Linked DNA regions of Homo sapiens: region 2 is linked to region 1. A link is an interaction called in ENCODE POLR2A ChIA-PET data of the cell type or tissue named here. Cell type or tissue: A673. All regions are shown on one strand. Links, peaks and the distances in the headings refer to the core of each region. The heading gives the core; the rest is flanking DNA.

What was found. Peaks named below come from ENCODE experiments on the same cell type or tissue, not always from the same donor. Only the 100,000 strongest peaks of a DNase experiment are listed, where the experiment ranks them.
Region 2: POLR2A ChIA-PET joins it to region 1 with 11 read pairs; 2 of 35 experiments call an interaction of 5 or more read pairs at or near these places.

Annotation. Positions count from the first base shown.
Region 1 is chr2:175,605,764-175,608,688 of GRCh38, reverse strand. LOC107985962 (a long non-coding RNA gene) reads left to right here. Exons shown (of 4, transcript XR_007087312.1): 4 at 1-2,925. Among named protein-coding and RNA genes, the nearest start is that of LNPK, 400 kb to the left of the region's middle. In A673, for the core only: no CTCF peak of the experiment used is centred there; no DNase peak of the experiment used is centred there.
Region 2 is chr2:175,371,269-175,374,193 of GRCh38, reverse strand. No RefSeq gene overlaps it. Among named protein-coding and RNA genes, the nearest start is that of ATP5MC3, 190 kb to the right of the region's middle. In A673, for the core only: no CTCF peak of the experiment used is centred there; DNase peaks (open chromatin) are centred at 563, 1,003 and 1,693; H3K27ac peaks cover 2,370 bases.

The DNA.
Region 1 (2,925 bases), core at 203-2,702:
CGGGTGGATCACGAGGTCAGGAGATCGGGACCATCCTGGCTAACACGGTGAAACCCGTCACTACTAAAAATACAAAAAAATTAGCCGGGTGTGGTGGCGGGTGCCTGTAGTCCCAGCTACTCGGGAGGCTGAGGCAGGAGAATGGTGTGAACCCAGGAGGCGGACCTTGCAGTGAGCCGAGATCACGCCACTGCACTCCAGCCTGGGTGACAGAGTGAGACTCCATCTCAAACAAACAAACAAACAAAAAACAAACAAAAAACTACATACCTCACCAAGTGCAGAGGCTCACACCTGTAATCCCAGCATTTTGGGAGCCTGAGACAGGAAAATTACTTGAGACCTGTCTCTACAAAATTACAGGAGTTTGAGACCTTGTCTCTACAAAAATAAACTTAAAAAATGTTTTAAATTATACACATATTCTAATAAAGGCAAATTATTTTCTATTTCTTAATGTTTATATTTACAGTCAAAACTTTTATAGCACCACAAAGGTAGAATTCAGCTAAAGATACTCACCTCCCATCTCCATCCCCACTAACCTCCCCCAGCCCAACTCTTCTTATCCTAATAGGGTCGGATCAGTTCCCATGCCTGGGAGGGGTGTGGGTGGCTTCCCTCCACAGCATTGTGCTCAGTCCTATGGTGAAACCCTCAATCTAGCCTCTACCTTGCCTTTTGGCTGAATTATATTTTCTACTAGAAGAAATTGCATGCTACCATTAGAAGCTGTGCTGCCCAAGCCACTTCTGCTTGCAGGAAGAGTGAACATTTTTGCATGGTCCCTACCATGTGGGTAAGATCTCTGCCCCGTCTTCTTCCCAGCCTTGGAGCATTACCCCTGGTTGCCCCAGATGTTCTGGCTCAGAACTGCACTGAGGTGCGCTTTGTCCTCCCTTTGGTATTTTCTTCTCTCCTATTCTATCTCACTTTTCCCACCTTTTTTGTCTCTCTGCCTCATTTTCCTGTCCCTTGGTAAGCTATTTCTCACTTCCTGTCTTCCTCTTCTTCCAGGTCATTCCCCACCTTATTAAAAATGTTATCATTAAGTAAAGAACATAAAGAAAATGTTATCATTAAGCAAAGAACAGTGAATAAGAGAAAGTTTCCAAACAGTGAATTTTATTTTTAAGAAGTCCATATTATTAGCTGTGAGTCTAATTGATTTTATTTCTGATTTTTTATTTTGAAAAATTTCAAACCTACTAGAAAATTGCCACAATGGCACAAGGAACACACATACAGCCCTTGCCTATGTTGATCAGTTGTAAACATTTTGCCACATTTGTCTTCTCTTTGTGTATGTATTTTCATTATTTTTATCTTGCTGAACTATTTGAGAACATTGCAGATATCATAACCCCTTATTCCTAGATACTTTCAACATGTATTTCTTAAGAACAAAAACATTCTCTTGCATAACCACAATATGATTATCAAATGAAGAAAATCTAATAGTGGTACAATGCTATTATCTAGTGATCTAGCCCTGTGCATCTATTTAAATATTTGAAGGAAGAATTTGCATTTGGCTTTGGTTTACGTAATCTGAAATAGGATTTTATTGCAATTTTACCAAAATCCACCTCAATAGAAATGGGTGGTGGCCTCAAGGAAGTGCTTTTTACCCCTTATTTCTTAATTTATTTCACTACAAGGTACAGATAACACCAATAGTATCTATCAACCAAAGGCATTTAGTTGATGAAATGTATTTTCAGCACGTTAAAATAATTCAAAAAGTATCCAGGCACATATTCTATACTCACAAAAACCAGTGCCTAATTTGGAGATAACTTCCACAGACTTTACATGATATTTTGATACAAATTAATTTTATGAGGACTCATATTAAGGACCATAACCAATCTAGCTTTTTCCACAGATTTATTCACATTAGGTAACCCATTCAGAACGAGAACTAAGATGATGTTGAATTGGAACTGATAGCTCTTTGTTGTGTTTTAAAGGGAGAGATGTGTGCTTATACTGTACATATGTCAACAAGCAAGCGTACAACGTGCAACATTGTTGGTTTAAGAGCATCTGTATTCCTGAATCCCAGACAAACAGCTCTGCCTGACAACAGCTGAAGTCCAAAGTTCGACCCGAGATTGATTGTACCAACATGATTGGAATAAACCAAAAAAGAGATGCCTTCCTGGTGACTCACCAAACCCAAACTGATGCTTCTGGAATTTGTACCTTTCCCAGTTTGGTTGTTTTCCTGCAACATTAAGAGGCTATCCAGTCTCTTGCCAAAAGGGATTTGTCCTTTTTATCTAGTCAGGAGAGTGCTTCAGCTATTTGCATTTCTGAATTGCTTAGCTGCCCAAGCATGCTCGGTGTGTGCTGTTTGAAATGTGTCATTGAGGCACGTGACTGCTGTTCTCAAGCTGATGTTGGACTTTCTCCAACAAATATGGATTATGTTAAAGTCGGTTCTGAATTGACGAGGATATGTTAATAACTCCCAGATGGGCATCTCTGTGCTCTCCAGCAGGGAAATGCAAGCAGTCCATGGCAGGAGCAAGTGTTTGGCAGGTCCATCATTCCGTCATTAAAGGCCACATTATTACTTACAACTGTGCTTGCATGACAATGGCTGCGATGAGCCCAGCCTCGCAGTAATGAGCACTAGGAATCTGCTTTCAGGTAGATTGTTTTCCAGGTGGTGAAAAATATTTTGTTTGAAATTTCCCTCTTCCTATTGCCAAATAAGAAATTACGAATGAATCAAGGGGGCAAGGTGGGAGGTGGAGGGGGGTCTATGCTGTTCCTTAGAGACCAGGACAAGGCAAAGGTGTATGCTCAGGGATATATGCTCAGTAACCCTCATGCCAAACAGCCTGAGCTGTGTCCCTCAGTGCCTAATTCCTGCCCTAGCAAGTTCCAGTTGGAACAATTATTTACATTAGGGTT
Region 2 (2,925 bases), core at 244-2,743, 230 kb after region 1:
TCCAGTATGTTTGACTTCAAGGCGTCTGACTTAAGAAAGAGTTATTTTATGCTTTTTTTTTTTTTTTTTTTTTTTTTTTGCAACTTACCACTGAGCTATACCTCTCTACAGAACAAGCTGCATTTGCACTTTTGGAGGCCAATGTCACCTGCGACCTCCTTTTGTCCATTCATATGATATACACTGGGAAGAATGGCTGGGAGTGTCCTGGGGAGTCCCTACTCTGCCAGATGACTTGCTCTTGGCCCCATTGATCTCTGCCCCCATGTGGGAAGGAGCTGCAGGTAAGGGCCAAGAGGCTGGAGAGACATCTCCCTAGCTATCAACCTGTCTTTCCATTTCAAAATATGCCATTCTTCTATCCAGCTACAGCCCTTGCCACAGGGATGATATTTGTGCCATCTACACATAAATGAAAGAAGTAAGGGGTACCTCCAGTAAAAATGTCCTGAATTTTGTCTATTTAAGTAAGAGCCTTAAAGGAAAACCACACGCTTTTAATGGCCTTTAACTGGTTAAAGAGAACAGTAAGTTCCCTCCCAGAAGCTTGAGAACAGAGCTCGTTTCCTTCCGGATTTTTTTCTTGGTTAACCAGACTAGGGAACAAACGAGTTGTAAAATATTTGTTAGGCTGTGAAGCTTAACAAAGAAATGTTAAACAACACTGATGATAATATTGATTTCCTTCTCTCCATTCCTGCTTACTCAGAATGACTGTCCTTGGCTTGTGGCTGTTTGGAGTTATGCAAAGTCTAGGAAGAAGTGGCCCTCGCTGACCACTGGCTGCAGTCAGTTCTGCTTAAAAATTCCCTGGCAAGGTCAACCCACAATTCCTGCCTCTGATTACACAGATTGACTAAGGTACGTTATACATGCATATGCACACATTTGTCCATTTAGGCCTGCTCAGGAAACACCCAATTTACCAAATCAGATTTAGAGGAAAGAACATTTACAGTAATTTATCCATGTTAAAAAGGTTCTCCTCTGCTTAGTAAAAGAAATCACGGCAGGGTTCCTTGAAATCACGCATTTCAAATGATTCCACTTACAGTCAACAGCTCAGCAAAACATCTATAATGCAAAATGAGGAAATGAAGCCTAAGTATACATATCATATGTCTCAAACTGATTACAGTTTTTCTGAGATATATATTCCATCTTGCATTCTTGAGGAAAAAAAATACAAGTATAAGGTTCAAGGGCTTAATGTCTTTAATTTTCTTGACAATTGCCAACAGTATGTGACATGGTGCTTTTTATAGAACCAGAGCTCAGAAAGACTCTGTTACTGAATGACTTAAGGCCTGCAGCACATGGCTCAGTGCCCATTAGGATCATAAATTACTTGAGTAATGCTAATTATTTTTTGCCTTCAGTGCTCATGATCAATATATTTGTGTGTGTGGTTTTTTTTACTTTAAATGTATTTCTTTGCATATATTAAATTTCTCAAGAGTGAGCACAGGACCAAGGGCAGAGACCAAGCATGTCACATTTTTCATTGTTTCCTCTGCACCTGCCCTGGTGAGGAGCACACAGTAGGCACTCAATATCAATTTGTTAAATAAGCAATTGGATCATTGAAAACATCTGCCTTTACTAAGGCAGGTTTAATATACTTGCAAGTATATTCCATAGCATTGCTTTGAAAACTTTTTTCTCTGAAAAACCAATGAGTTGCAGAGAAATTACTGGGGGTTCTTCTAACATAAATGAGTTCATAGGGACATGGTTAATTCCTGCCTGCTCCATAGCTATCAGATTTGCATTCCAGGAAGAAGACCCATGTAAAAGAGCTCTCCAGCTTCAGAACGCTTCAAAAGCCTAATTGCATTAAGTCAATAATACTCTGTTGAGTAATAATTTGCTACCTGACATTAAATGATGAAATGTTATAATAAAATACTAGTATGCTAAATTAAGTGCCAACTAAACAACAGTTCACAAAACCCAGATTCACCACAAGTTAAATTCTAAACCTTCTTCTTTTGATGAGCATTTTCTTCATTTTTCAGCACTGCCATTGCAGACCAGTGACTCCTGGACAACTCACTCCCAGTCTTTGCACCCACTCACTTTCCTTTGCACCCCCTTTCCCCACAGCTTAAATCTTCTCATCAGGGACACAAGCTAACTCTCATGCATGCCCTATGGAAAGCAAGCTCCTATGGGAAGGAAAAAAACAAATGTCACCAGACTCCCGAAGCATGTGACCCTGGATCCAACAGAAGACATTTCAATTTTCAGACCACTCTCTTCCATTCACCCACAGGTCTGTGGGCCACAGTCTGAACTAGCCACTTTCCTGTCTGGCTGTCAGTCTTTACTTCTCTTCCTTAAGTGAAAGAGCAAGAAAATAAAGAAAAAAGAAAAGTATCTGAAATTTTAAGGACACAGATAACAAGGAAGGGGAGTATTAAATAGTTTTGAAGTGTTTTATATCTCAGTTTTTTCTTCTTCCTTTTTTTTCTCCACCACCCTACCCCCAGCCCCACCAGGAGTGATTCTGAAGTTCTACTTTGCTTGCCAGCTCTGCACTGAGCTCTCACTTCCCAGCACTCATCAGGGATGATTACAAGCCACATTCCCTCAATAAAAGCAAATAAGGAAACAGCTTTCCTTTACCATACTGACCACATATGTGTGTAGTGAAAGTGGGAAGGAGAGACCATAATATATGTCCTAGCAACACAAAAGCACACCCTCCACTTTGCATACATATTTACCCAATTTCATCTAGAGGTCCCATGTGCTTCAATTGCTCATTTATTCTTCAACCTTAGATAAGGAGATGAGGGAGGGGGAGGGACAGACAGACCTATAGATGACAGATCTGTAGCCAATGTTGTTAGCATGCCAGATCTTATTACAGGACCATGGGAGGTCATGCACGCCACATCCAGACTCCATGGGGACCACCAC